Linked DNA regions of Homo sapiens: region 1 is linked to region 2. A link is an interaction called in ENCODE POLR2A ChIA-PET data of the cell type or tissue named here. Cell type or tissue: PC-9. All regions are shown on one strand. Each heading gives the region's core, and the rest is flanking DNA. Links, peaks and the distances in the headings are about the cores only. Region 1 has its middle 11 kb from the start of PRRC2B. Region 2 overlaps SETX (senataxin).

Evidence for each region. ChIA-PET counts read pairs that join two places held together with the same protein. Peaks named below come from ENCODE experiments on the same cell type or tissue, not always from the same donor. Only the 100,000 strongest peaks of a DNase experiment are listed, where the experiment ranks them.
Region 1: POLR2A ChIA-PET joins it to region 2 with 10 read pairs; 2 of 35 experiments call an interaction of 5 or more read pairs at or near these places.

What each region holds. Positions count from the first base shown.
Region 1 is chr9:131,379,594-131,386,705 of GRCh38, forward strand. It overlaps a transcript of PRRC2B not described here. Among named protein-coding and RNA genes, the nearest start is that of PRRC2B, 11 kb to the right of the region's middle. In PC-9, for the core only: no CTCF peak of the experiment used is centred there; a DNase peak (open chromatin) is centred at 3,808; H3K27ac peaks cover 947 bases.
Region 2 is chr9:132,314,599-132,321,710 of GRCh38, forward strand. All of the region lies in intron 10 of SETX (senataxin), which reads right to left. Among named protein-coding and RNA genes, the nearest start is that of SETX, 37 kb to the right of the region's middle. In PC-9, for the core only: no CTCF peak of the experiment used is centred there; no DNase peak of the experiment used is centred there.

The DNA.
Region 1 (7,112 bases), core at 2,090-6,089, 930 kb before region 2:
TGAAGAAATACCTATTCAAGTCCTTGGTCCATTTTTTTTTTTTTTTTTTGGAGATGGAGTCTCACTCTGTCACCCAGGCTGGAGTGCAATGGTGCGATCACAGCTCACTACAACCTCCGCCTCCTGGGTTTAAGCAATTCTCCTGCCTCAGCCTCCTGAGTAGCTGGGATTACAGGCACACGCCACCATGCCTGGCTAATTTGTGTATTTTTAGTAGAGACGGGGTTTCACCATGTTGGCTAGGCTGGCCTTTAACTCCTGACCTCGTGATCCACCCGCCTCAGCCTCCCAAAGTGCTGGGATTACAGGCGTCAGCTACCGCACCCAGCCAGCCTTTTTTTTTTCAGTGGTTGTTTGCCTTTTTGTTCTTGAGTTGTAAGAGTTATTTATATATATATAATAATTTTTTTTTTTTTTGAGATGGAATCTCACTCTGTCGCCCAGGCTGGAGTGCAGTGGTGCAATCTTGGCTCACTGCAACCTCTGCCTCCTGGGTTTGAGCAATTCTCCTGCCTCAGCCTCCCAAGCAGCTGAGACTACAGGTGTGCACCACCACGCCCAGCTAATTTTGTGGATTGCTTGAGCCCAGGAGTTGGAGGCTGCAGTGAGCTATGATCATGCCACTGCACTCCAGCCTGGTGACAGAGTGAGATTTTCTCTAAAACATAAATAAAAATCTTAATAAAAGAGTTCTTAAGCTGGGCACGGGCACGGTGGCTCACACGTGTAATCTCAGCACTTTGCGAGGCCGAGGCGAGCAGGTCACCTGAGGTCAGGATTTCGAGACCAGCCTGGGCAACATGGTGAAACCTTATCTCTACTAAAAATACAACAAATTAGCCAGGCGTGGTGGTGCGTGCCTGTAATCCCAGCTACTTGGGAGGCTGAGGCAGGAGAATCCCTTGAACCCGGGAGGCGGAGGTTGCAGTGAGCTGAGATTGCGCCATTGCACTCCAGCCTGCAAAACAGAGCAAAAACTCCGCCTCAAAAAAGAAAAAAAAAAAGGCCGGCCGCAGTGGCTCATGCCTGTAATCCCAGCACTTTGGAGGCTGAGGCGGGAGAATTACGAGGTCGGGAGTTTGAGACAAGCCTGGCCAACATGGTGAAATCCCATCTCTACTAAAAATACAAAAAATTAGCTGGGCATGGTAGCAGGCGCCTGTAATCCCGGCTACTCGGAAGGCTGAGGCAGGAGAACCGCTTGAACCTAGGAGGCAGAAGTTGCAGTGAGCTGAGATCACACTACTGCACTCCAGCCCGGGTGACAGTGTGACAGTGTGAGATTCTGTCTCCAAAAAAAAAAAAAGAGTGATTTGTATATTCTGGGTACCAGACCCTTCTCAGACATATGGTGTACACATATTTTCTCCCACTCTGTGGGTCGTTGTCTCACTTTTTTGACATCAGGTTAGATTTTGAGATCTATTTCTCCAGGGCCTACACTTCTGAGATACCGGCCTACGCTACATAGGGCAAGACTTGATTACTAAATTCTGCTGCCAATGACCCTCCTTCATCCTACCCTTATCCTACCACCTCCACCTCACATGTCAGCTTCACTAGTTGTTGTGTCTTCCTGGGTCTCCATGTTGAGGAATATTCTCAAGCGGTTGAGCAGGAAGAGGACTGTAGTTCAGGAATGCTGCCATGGGCACAGAAAGGGAGCAGGTGGGATGGCTTCCTGGGACTTGGCCATTCCTGTTCTTTATTTGGGAGGCTGCTTTGAGAGCTGCCTCTTTTCTTTTCATTTCCTTTCTCAAACCCAACCCTTCAATAATTTTTCATTGCTTCTTATACTCAACCAGAGTTTCCAAGTTCTGGTTCTTTTTTTTTTTTTTTTTTTGAGACGGAGTCTTGCTCTGTCCCCCAGGCTGGAGTGCAATGGTGCGATCTCGGCTCGCTGCAACCTCCGCCTCCCGGGTTCACGCCATTCTCCTGCCTCAGCCTCCTGAGTAGTTGGGACTACAGGAGCTCGCCACCATGCCCAGCCAATTGTTTTGTATTTTTAATAGAGATGGGGTTTCACCGTGTTAGCCAGGATGGTCTTGATCTCCTGACCTCGTGATCTGCCTGCCTCGGCCTCCCAAAGTGCTGGGATTATAGGCGTGAGCCACCGCGCCTGGCCAATTCTTTTTTTAAGTTTGTTATTTTTATTATTGTTTTTTTGGGACAGTCTCGCTCTGTCCCCCAGGCTGGAGTACAGTGGCGTGATCCCAGCTCACTGCAACCTCTGCCTCCCAGGTTCAAGCGATTCTTGTGCCTCAGCCTCCTGCGTCACTGGGACTACGGGCACGTACCACCATGCCTGGCTAATTTTTGTATTTTTAGTAGAGACAGGGTTTCACCGTGTGGGCCAGGCTGGTCTTGAACTCCTGGCCTCAAGTGATCTCCCTGTCTTGGCCTCCCAGAGTTTCCAAGTTTTATTTATTTATTTATTTTTGAAGACTGAGTCTCACTCTGTCGCCCAGGCTGGAGTGCAGTGGCATGATCTCAGCTCACTGCAACCTCCGCCTCCTTGGTTCAAGCAATTCTTCTGCCTCAGCTGCCCAAGTAGCTGGGATTACAGGCATCCGCCACCACGCCCGGCTAAGTTTTGTATTTTCAGTAGAGACGGGGTTTCACTATGTTGGTCAGGATGGTCTCAAACTCCTGACTTCAGGTGATCCACCCTCCTCGGCTTCTCAAAGTGCTAGGATTACAGACGTGAGCTACCAAGCTGGACCAGAGTTTCCAAGTTGTAAATCTTACCCTCATTTGTTCTTTTATTCCCCAGTCTCTGGTCTTTGCCTCCTCTCTTTCTCCAGTGTCTGATGGGAAATGGAGGGCAAAATTATAAAGACTGGCTGTGGTTTGAAGAGAGGATGCCAGGAGTCCCAGGGAACCCCTGTGTTGTTGAGCCCCTCGGAGACTTGCTTTTATCCTGTGTGTGTGTTCACTGCTAAGGCTCAGATGTCCCTCCCTGCTGTGAGCTTCTGGGTCTGTGCAAGGGCCCCCTGCTGCTGGTTCGTTCGGACCCAGTGTTGTATTTTTAGCTCCAGGCCCCCATTCCTTTTTTTTTTTTGGAGACAGAGTCTTGCTCTGTTGCCTGTCGCCCAGGCTGGAGTGCAGTGGTGTGATCTCGGCTCACAGCAACCTTCGTCTCCCAAGCTCAAGCGAATCTCCTGCCTCAGCCTTCCAAGTAGCTGGGATTATAGGTGTGCACCACCACGCCCGGCTAATTTTTGTACTTTTAGTAGAGACGGAGTTTCACCATATTGGCCAGGCTGTTCTCGAACTCCTGACCTCAAGTGATCCGCCCGCCTTGGCTTCCCAAAGTGCTGGGATGACAGGCCTGAGCCACCGCACCCAGCCAGGCCCCCCATTCCTGTAGGAGTGCACCTCCCCTCAGGTGGGGCCACATCTCTAGTGGCTACCAGACAGCGTGGGATGTCCTCCCGGTGCTCAGACACTCCCATCCCCAGGCCTTTGTTCATGCTGGTCCCTCCATCTGGAATGTTCCTCCACAGTCTCCGCTGATTAAACTCTGCTCTTCCTTTAAGGCCTGGCCTCAAAAGCACCTGCACCGAGAAGGCCTCCTCCGGCTCCCCAGCTGGAATCCATTTCCCCCTGGAATATTGTTCATTTTTCCCCTTCAGTTTAGATGACTCCACTTTCTAAACTGAACATGGGAACTCATGCTGTGTCTCGTTAGTACAACTGCACTGTGGAGAACAGGTGCAGAGCATTTGAAAGCGGCCAGTCCAAGAATCCTGGAACAGCTCATGACTGCACCAGCTGGAGGCCTCACATTCCTGGATCAGATCATATTACAAGTTAGCTGTGGCCAAATCCCTGTTATCCTCCTACCCTTTCTCGGGAAGGAGGAAGCACTAGACCACGTTAAGAGCCAGGTCCCAAGATATTCAGGCCCAGCTTAGGCTGTGTCTGGCAGGTAGTGAAAGAAAGCTCACGAAATCAGTCTTTATTCTTGTAGGGTTTTTGTTTGTTTGTTTTGGTTTTGGTTTCTCTTTTTTTTTTTTTTTTTTTGAGACAGAGTCTCGCCCTGTCACCCAGGCTGGAGTGCAGTGGCCCAGGATGGAGTGCAGCGGCTCGATCTCGGCTTACTGCAACCTCCGCCTCATGGGTTCAAATGATTCTCCAGCCTCAGCCTCCCAAATAGCTGGGACTACAGATGCCCACCACCATGCCCAGCTAATTTTTTGTATTTTTAGTAGAGACAGGGTTTCACTGTGTTAGCCAGGATGGTCTGGATCTCTTGACCTCGTAATCCACCCGCCTCGGCCTCCCAAAGTGCTGGGATTACAGGCATAAGTCACTGCGCCCGGCCGGTTTTGGTTTATTTTTTGCGACAGGCTTGCTCTGTCACCCAGGTTGGAGTCCAGTGGCACAGTCATGGCTCCTTGGACCCTCTGCCTCCTGGGTTCAGCTGATCTTCCCACCTCAGCCCCTGAGTAGCTGGGACCACAGGCACGTACCACCATACCCGGCTATTTTTTTTTTTTTTTTTTTTTTTGGAGACAGAGTATTGCTCTGTTGCCCAGGCTGGAGTGCAGTGGCACGATCTCAGCTCACTGCAACCTCTGTCTGCCTCCCGTGCTCAAGCGATTCTCATCCCTCAGCCTCCTGAGTAGCTGGGATTACAGGCACCTGCCACCACGCCTGGCTAATTTTTGTATGTATGTATGTATGTATGTATGTATTTTATTTGAGGTGGAGTCTCACTCTGTCACCCAGGCTTAAGTGTGGTGGCACGATCTTGGCTCGCTGCAACCTCCACCTCCCAGGTTCAAGTGATTCTCCTGCCTCAGCCTCCCAAGTAGCTGGGATTACAGGCACGCACCACCATGCCCGGCTAATTTTTTGTATTTTTAGTAGAGACAGGGTTTCACCATCATGGCCAAGCTGGTTTCAAACTCCTGACCTCAAGTGATCCGCCCACCTCGGCCTCCCAAAGTGCTAGGATTACAGGTGTGAGCCACTGCGCCCGGCCTAATTTTTGTATTTTTAGTAGAGATGGGGTTTCACCATCTTGGCCAGGCTGGTCTTGAACTCTTGACCTTGTGATCCACCCGCCTCAGCCTCCCAAAGTGCTGGGATTACAGGCGTGAGCCACTGCGCCTGGCTTAATTTTGCACTTTTTTAGTAGAGACGGGGTTTCACCATGCTGATCAGGCTAGTCATGAACTCCTGACCTCAAGTGATCCACCCACCTTAGCCTCCCAAAGTGCTGGGATTACAGCTGTGAGCCACCGCGCCTGGTCGAAGGAGACATTTTCACATTGGCTGTAACAGGAGTGGAACCAGAGCTGGAAGATGGACAGGAAGTAACTGAGTGAAACCAGGAGAGCAAGGCTGGAGAGAGTGGGCATGAACCAATGAGCAAGTGTTGGGTTGTGTTTTGTTTCCTTTTAGTTAATTAATTTAATTTTTTGAGATGGAGTTTCACTCTTGTCGCCCAGGCTGGAGTGCAATGGTGTGATCTTGGCTGACTATAACCTCTGCCTCCTGGGTTCAAGCGATTCTCCTGCCTCAGCCTCCCGAGTAGCTGGGATTACAGGCATGAGCTACACCAGTAAGTTTCCTAATATTTAAAAGAAAACAGCCGGGCACTGTGGCACATGCCTATAATCCCAGCTACTTGGGAGGCTGAGGCAGGAGAATCACTTGAACCTGGTAGGCGGAAGTGGCAGTGAGCTGAGATCGTGCTGTTGCACTCCAGCCTGGGTAACGAGCGAAAAACTCCGTCTCAAAAAAAAAAAAAGTTTCCTTCAGGGTCCCCCAAATGTCCTGGGAAATCCCACCCAGGAGCCAGCCCTCACTGGCAGCCTCAGACCACAGACAGCAGCTGCCACAGCTGGCCCAGCACATCAGCCTTGCTCTCCCCTGGAAAGGCTAAACTTCCCAGACTGGCACTGCTGGATTCTTCTAGTCCTGGCTCGGCTACCCATGTCATTTGTGTCCTTGCCTATGTAAGTCACTTAACTTCTGACCTAAATTTCCTTATCCGTAAAGTGGGAGAAATAATAACAGTCTTGCAAGTGTTAATTAAGTTATCTTAGCAGCATGCCTGGCCCAGAAAAATGCTCAGTAAACAACAGCTATCCTCATTCTTTTTTTTGAGGCGGAGTCTCGCCTTGTCGCCCAGGCTGGAGTGCAGTGGTGTGATCTCGGCTCACTGCAAGCTCCGCCTCCTGGGTTCACGCCATTCTCCTGCCTCAGCCTCCTGAATAGCTGGGACTACAGGCGCCCACCACCACGCCCGGCTAATCTTTTGTATTTGTAGTAGAGATGGGGTTTCACCATGTTAGCCAGGATGGTCTCAATCTCCTGACCTCGTGATCCGCCCACCTCGGCCTCCCAAAGTGCTGGGATTACAGGCGTGAACCACGGCGCCCGGCCATCATTCTTATTGTTGTCATCTCAGAGAGAAGTGCAGAGAGAAGAGGATTTCCTGAACTTGGGATGTGGTTTGGATGTAGCCTAACCATTGAGTTTTACGGGGCAAGTGAAGGATCTCTGTTTGTTTGTTTTTTTTAAGAGATAGGGTCTTGCTCTGTTGCCCAGGCTGGAGTGCAGTGGCGTGAACATGTCTCACTGCAGCCTCGACTTCCTGGGCTCAAGCAATCCTCCCACCTCAGCCTCCGGAATAGCTGGGACTGCAAGTGTGCACCAACATTCTCGGCTAATTTTTTAATTTTTTTGTGGAGATGGGGCATCTCACTGTTGCCTATGCTGCTGGTCTTGAACTCCTGGGTTCAAGCAGTTTTCCTGCCTTGGCCTCCCAGAGTCCCGTGATTATAGGTGTGAGCCACTGCGCCTGGCCTATGCCTGTGGCTTTTTAACTCCCAGGGATGCAGCAGCTCCCACTGTCCCCAGAGGGTGTCACCCCACTTCCAGATCTGCCCGAGGAACAGAGCCTTTGACTTGACTTTCCCCCCTTAATACTTCCTCATCTGTCTTCCCAGAACACCCACGTCCTTCCAGGTTTTTCATACGCTTATGTCCTCTCTTGTCAGATGATAAAAACGGGTAACCCTATGAGTCCCAGGGTCCCTTCTGTTGTAGCCAATGAGGTCAAGGGCCAGACACCCATTCTGCCATTCAACAAACCA
Region 2 (7,112 bases), core at 1,920-5,919:
TATGTTCCTTTTCTTCCCACTCCAGACATGAACGACAGATATCCAGTTAGGCCTCATCTTCAAAGGAGGTCTGAGTTCTCTTTTTTCCCAGTAACTAAGAATAGATTATTCTACAAAACTGGAGGTTCCTAATAATTTAGTAATTTAACATTTTTCAGATCAAATAGTTGAATATTATGTTTTGATAAAAATACTTCCACATAGACTAAATACACTGTTTGGTTATAATGAGGTTTCTTTTTTGTGTGTGTGACCCCAAGAAAATTCTCTTTAAAAAAAATTATTATTATTATTATTATTTTATTGTGTTTTTTTTTTTTTTTTTTTTTTTGGAGACAGGGTCTTGCTCTGTTGCCCAGGCTGGAGTACAGTGGCACGATCTCAGCTCACTGCAACCGCCACCTCCCGGGTTCAAGCAATTCTCCTGCCTCAGCCTCCTGAGTAGCTGGGATTACAGGCACGTGCCACCACGCCCGGCTAATTTTTGTATTTTTAGTAGAGACAGGGTTTCACCAAAGTTGGCCAGGCTGGTCTCAAACTCCTGACCTCAAGTGATGATCCGCCTACTGTGGCCTTCCCAAGTGTTGGGATTACAGGCGTGAGCCACTGTGCCTGGCCAAAATATTACATTATTAAAACAACAGCTGTTTCACTGGGGAAAAGAAGTTCCTGCAGCACTGGCTCCCAATAACCAAGACTGTCCTTGACTTACATAAGACAGCCAAACACAAACCCCAAAACAGACAAAGCAACTGACATTCATCTCCATGTCCTGTCCCCTTTCAATACAAAAGTCTAAGGCAAACTCACTGATTTCTGTCCTGGAGCCCTCTTCCTTTGAGGACTTAAACTCCTAGAGTTATCCATTTTCTTGCATCAATTTCTTCCTGCCCATTGCTCATTCCCATCAGCATACACACTGAATTCGCTCTAAGAACACTCTGCCACCAATAAACAAAACCCTTCCTTGTCTCCAAATGACCATTCAGCTTAGTGCCCCCTTTTTCCTGCTCCCAATCAATATGTATGTTTTCAAAACACTCCTTCCACTCACTTCTTTGTACATCTGGTTTCCAACTTAACCACTGCTGCACAAAAATTGTCCACCCATCAAACTCAATGATGACCTCCTTGCTGTTATTCTTCCTTACCCATCTCAGGTAGAGCTAATCCAAATCTCCGGTTCGTGATGCAGTGTCAGGAGTCTATGCAAGGCCCTCATCATTTGATTTCTCCTTCGTCCCTGATTCCACTTCCATGACAACCTCCACCCTAGGTATCCACTACAGCTGTGTTAGTATAACCGAAAAATCCAGAAGGGGGGTGTGTGAGAGATTTAGACAAATGGTAATCTACCATAAACTAGGTGTTTTGTTTTTTCAACCAACTTTTAAGTCTTCTGGGACTGACTCACATAGTACTCTTTAGTATGTAATGGCTTCATTTTACTCATCCATCCTTTTAACCAGCTCCAACTCTATATCCTATAAATGACATCCTAAGACATAGAACCCTCATAGACAGGCGTGTATATGTTCTTCTGACGAGGCTACGCAGGAATAAGACTGCTAGATCATAAAGGATCACAAACTTTTGCTCACCTGTTATTTTAACTTCCTTTCCTCCTTTCAGTAACACTTCATATACTTATTACCACCAAGTTTTCTGCAAACTATTTGTTGTCCATCTTCTACTGATTTCCCTGTTTTTTGCTGTCGATTTACAAAAGTGCTTTGTGGGTTTTAGCTACTAATCTCTTGCCAGTTTAGGAATGTTTTAAAACTCTCTTCTTCACATCTGTTAACTCCAAATATAGAGTCCTTCACTAAAAAGACATTAACTTTGACAGAATAAAATCCATTAATATTCATTAATCCATTAATGTGGCTAATGCTTTTTATGTTTTTATGATTACCTTCATCACCTAAACTGACATTTTGATATTTTCTTCGTTTAGTTTTACTTTCCAAACATATGTGATTTAACCAAAGTTTATGTGCTATAAAGTACGAATCTTAGCCTAATTTGCTTTTTCCCCAATGAAGCAGGCCAGTTTCCTCTAACGATCCATCCTTTCCCCACTGATTTGTGATGTCCTATTTATCTCGTTTTATCTAAGATTGACACATATGCAAGAAGGAGTTCCTTCTTAGGAGCCAAAGGGTCTCCCACTGTTTCTCCGGGTATCCGCCTGCCCCGTGCCACTCTCGTATGTGTCTATTACTATGGCTTTGAAACAGCTTCGTAGCAGATAAAGCAACTATCATTCCCCCCATGCCCTAGTTATGCTGTTCTTTTCAAAGTGACTTTATTATAATAGATTTTGCTTTTCCTTACAAATTATAAAATAAGCCTATCAATCACCTCAAAACAATCCTGCTGGGATTTTAACTTGAACTACATCAAATTTATAAATGAATTCAGAAAGAAGTCACATCTTTACAATGTGAAGCTATCACATCCATGAACATAGCGCTCTCCATTTTGAACAAGACTAAACATCTTCCTTTATCACCTTTAAAATAGTTGTAAAGTGTTTTCCATAAGTGTCTCATGCATTCATCATTAGACTAGTTACTAACAGGTGTGCAGTTCCAGTTCCTGTGCTATCTTCTTCCATGTTTCCTAACTGGCTACTGCTGCCACAGGGACACTACGTATTTTTTTGCACATCCATCTTGTGCCCAAATATGGATGCTGCTGGGGTTTCTGTGTAGGTCATCTGCAAATGATCAGAATCGTGTCTCCTCCAATTATTTCATTGCTCCATTTTTGTCATTTTAATGAACTGTATCACTGAATATCTGTAGCAGCTGTCATCTACAACTGTTCCATCAATTGTTGCTTCGTACATTTTGAAATTATTATATACATACATGTTCACAATCAATTATATACGCTTGGGTAACTGTTCCTTTCACTGATATCTAGTGTCTTTGCCCCTCTGAATTGTTCTCATGTTAAAGTAAATGTTGATTGTAAAAGTGCAACTCCAGCTTTCTTTGGTTCATGTTTGTTTGCCGTATCATTTTCCTTTTTTTTTTTAAAGGGACAGGGTCTCACTTTGTTGTCCAGGCTGGTCTCAAGCTCCCAGGCTCAAACGATCCTCTGGCCTCTGCCTCCCAAAATGCTGGTATTACAGGCATGAGCCACTGTACCTGGCCATCTTTTTCCATTCTTTCATCTTAAACCTTTCTAGCTTTTTTTTATTTCTGGCAGGTAACATTGTTCCTGGAACTTATGATTTTAAATACATTCTAAAGGTCTCAATATAACTGCTTATGTATACACTTATTCAGTTATATTCCCTTGGCATTAAAAGCCCTCTCAATCTCAACTCTCAACTCCTTCTCCATTTCTAAGAAAATCTTGGTCTTAATTTATCACTTTTTTCTCTCCGAGATCCTTATTACACATATATTAACACTTCTCTATCCACTTTATTGCTTTTTCTTGTCTATTTTCTGCTTCTATCCTTTCGTGATAACTTGTGGGAGATCTGAGTGGACATTCTAGCTTGCCTACACGTTCTTCAGTTGTATCCACATACTATCCACTCCATTTCCTGAGTTCTCTAATGATTGTGTCCTCTATCCCCAACTAGCTCCTGTTTGTTGTTCTTTATGGTTTCTCCTTCTTGCTTCATGTTTCTAGCATGCTCTATTTTTTCGAGAATATTTAATATGCTTATAGCTAAATTTTATTCTGACTATTCCAATAATTTTGCTTTACCTGCTCCATGTTGTTCGGTTTGTTACTTTTCTCTTATAGTGACTACACTCCAGACAGGAAATGCAGATGTTCCCCTCTGAATTCATACTCCCCAGGGAGACCAGGCACATCAGCTACAAAGGAACACTGCAGGAACAAGGGGCTACAGCCTAGCATCACCTAGCTTTTGTATCTCTACTGATGAGTAGGGTAGAGAGTCATGGGGATACAACTCTGGGAGTAAGCATTTCAGTATTACAATCTCTAAGTCTACCCTGATACTTACCTTTCTGAATTCTCACTTCCTTGGTTACAATAATTCAGCCCTAGGGATGGGAGGGAACAAGTGAACTTTCAAGAACCAAGCAATCCAACTATATCCACTGTTAGTTATTCCTCACAGGAGCTGGGATACAATGCCACTCTAATGCTACCCACTGCAGACATGAGCTAGTTCCAACTTTTCTGCCCTGCACCACAAGGTAACATAAGGGTAGTACTCTAGCCCAGGGTAATGAGGGGAAGAAAAAAGGGGGAAAACCTAAGAAATTCTTTTCTACTTTAATTCCCATCTATAGGAATTCTAGTCTGCTCTACTTACTATTTCCTTCCCATCCCAAGAACCCAATCACATCCTAGGCTGCCGCACAGTTTCTCACAATATGTATCAGTTTAACATCTTCAACTACACTCCCTGGCTTCAGCAATGTCACTCCCAAAAGAGAGGGCCATTAGCCCGTGATCATTTGACATCAAGTAAACAGCATCACAATCTAACCAGATGCTTAAGCCAAAAACTTCAGAATCATCCTCCCTTCTTAACTCCCACATCAGTTCTATCACCAAGTCTTCTAAGTACTCTCTCCAAAATTTACCCCCAATATATTGAATTCCTCTCCATTTCTACAGCTCCCACCCAAATCAAGCCACCATCACCTTTCTCCTGGGCTACTATAGTAGCCCCTTGACTGGTCAACTGCATTTATGCTTACCTTTCTAAAGATTACTCTCCACAGCAACAGCAAATGGTGTGTAAAAAACGTAAACTGGTTACTATTACTATTCCCCCAGTCTAAATGACCAACCAAATAAAAATCTTTCAGTACCTTCTCACTGAACTGAGAATGAAATATCAACCTGCAGCTTACAGCGCTGTATCTGGCTCTCATTTCTCCAATCTTATTTCATTTCTCTTTACCCCTTATCAGCTACTTCACTTCGGCCATACCAGCCTAATCTCTTTCTTCGTTAAGACTCAGTTCCCATCTCATGGCATTACATTCTTGACATTCCACCCCACCTCCTGAACAATACTTTCTTCTTCTGGATGTCAGCCAGGTCTCAAGAGCAGCCTCCCAATATTGCCACTCACAACAATTCATCATTTCTGCCTATTTGTTTCCTTCACAGAACTGATTACAATCTGAAATTAGCCAAAGCATCCATAGCCATACCACCCTAAATTCACCCAATCTTGTCTGAAATTAGCCACAGAAATAGAGCCATCTCCCTACTGGGCACTGAGAATCCAAGTTAGTGCCTAATGGTACTAAGTTAGTGTCTAAGGGTACTCCTTGCCTGCCTGCTCCCTGTCCATGCAACCTACAATGACCTCTACACAGGAGAGGCAACAGTAGAGGACTGCAGATAACAGAAAGCATATCTAAGTTTTAAAATAAAAGAGCATTTGCCACAACTGACTGCAAAAAATTGGCCCCTGGCAAAACAGTGCACATGTATCCAATTAACACTTTTATGTGTTAAATACAAGGATTAAAAAAAAAATTCTTCTTCCCGTCACATCAATATACAAAAGACTCATTTCTAAAAGTTGAATCTGTTCTCATTTGTCTTTCGTAAGAGATAATTCTACGTAATGTCACTACATTCCACTTGCAATAAAACATAACCAAATAATTAAATCTATGTTTCAGGTTCTAAATAGGATATAAACCAAATTTGGTAACCCCAAAAAAAAAGTCTAGGCCGGGCGCAGTGGCTCACGCCTGTAATCCCAGCACTTTGGGAGGCTGAGGCGAGCAGATCACAAGGTCAGAAGATTGAGACCATCCTGGCTAACACAGTGAAACCCCGTCGCTACTAAAAATACAAAAACAAAAATTAGCCAGACGTGGTGCCGGACGCCTGATGGCGGGCGCCTGTAATCCCAGCTACTCGGGAGGTTGAGGAGGGAAAATGGTGTGAACCCGGGAGGCAGAGCTTGCAGTGAGCCAAGATCGCACCACTGCACTCCAGCCTGAGCAACAGAGCGAGACTCCAACTCAAAAAAAAAAAAAAAAAAAAAAAAACTAAACAAGGCACCTTAATACCACCAATAATTATTGGCCTGTATAAACCAGAAATGCTTAAATAAGACGGTTGAAATCGTATGGTTAAAAAGAAAGGTGTAACTTCAAAGTAGATTGAACACACACCATTTCCTTCCCTCCTGAAACCCCACTAAAACACCAAAGAGATTTTAAAAAACAGCATTGACCAATTAGAACAAAAAGGACAGAAGAGGAGACAACAGTAACCACACTTTGGAAGCTGCAAAGCAGAGGGATGAATGGAACTAACTCAGCAAGCCCAAGAACGTGAACTCCAACTGGGAAGCAACAGCTCTCTCTAGAAGGATGGCTGGAGGGCAACTGTTCCTCCCTGGTCCCAGCAAAAAATGACAAGAGATTTTGTCTCTAGAGAGGATAAGCAGTCTCTGACCTTGAGGACAGCAAGGATGAGGATGAGATAGTAGTAAATGTTTACACACTGAATGCTCCAACACCTCTCCTCCGTCCCCCACTCCTACCCAGCCCTCTTCCCACACTCAGCTCCCTGCCACGCCTACATTTCCCAGGTAAAATATGTGACGATTCTTTTTTGGGAACTGAGACCTGACAGGAAAAATAAAGACTAAAGACATTGGGAGGCCGGGCGCGGTGGCTCACGCCTGTAATCCCAGCACTTTGGGAGGCCAAGGCGGGTGGATCACCTGAGGTCAGGAGTTTGAGACCAGCCTGACCAATATGGCAAAACCCCACCTCTACTAAAAACACAAAACTTAGGGCTGGGCGCGGTAGCTCACACCTGTAATCCCAGCACTTTGGAAGGCCGAGGTGGGTGGATCAAGATGTCAGGAGATCGAGACCATCCTGGCCAACATGGTGAAACCCCGTCTCTACTAAAAAATACAAAAAATTAGCCAGGCATGGTGGCAGGCACCTATAGTCCCAGCTACTTGGGAGGCTGAGGCAGGAGAATGGCATGAACCCAGGAGGCGGAGCTTGCAGTGAGCTGAGATCATGCCACTGCACTCCAGCCTGGGCAACAGAGCGATACTGTCTCAAAAAAAAAAAAAAAAAAACTACAAAAAAAAAAACCCACAAAAATTAGCCGGGTGT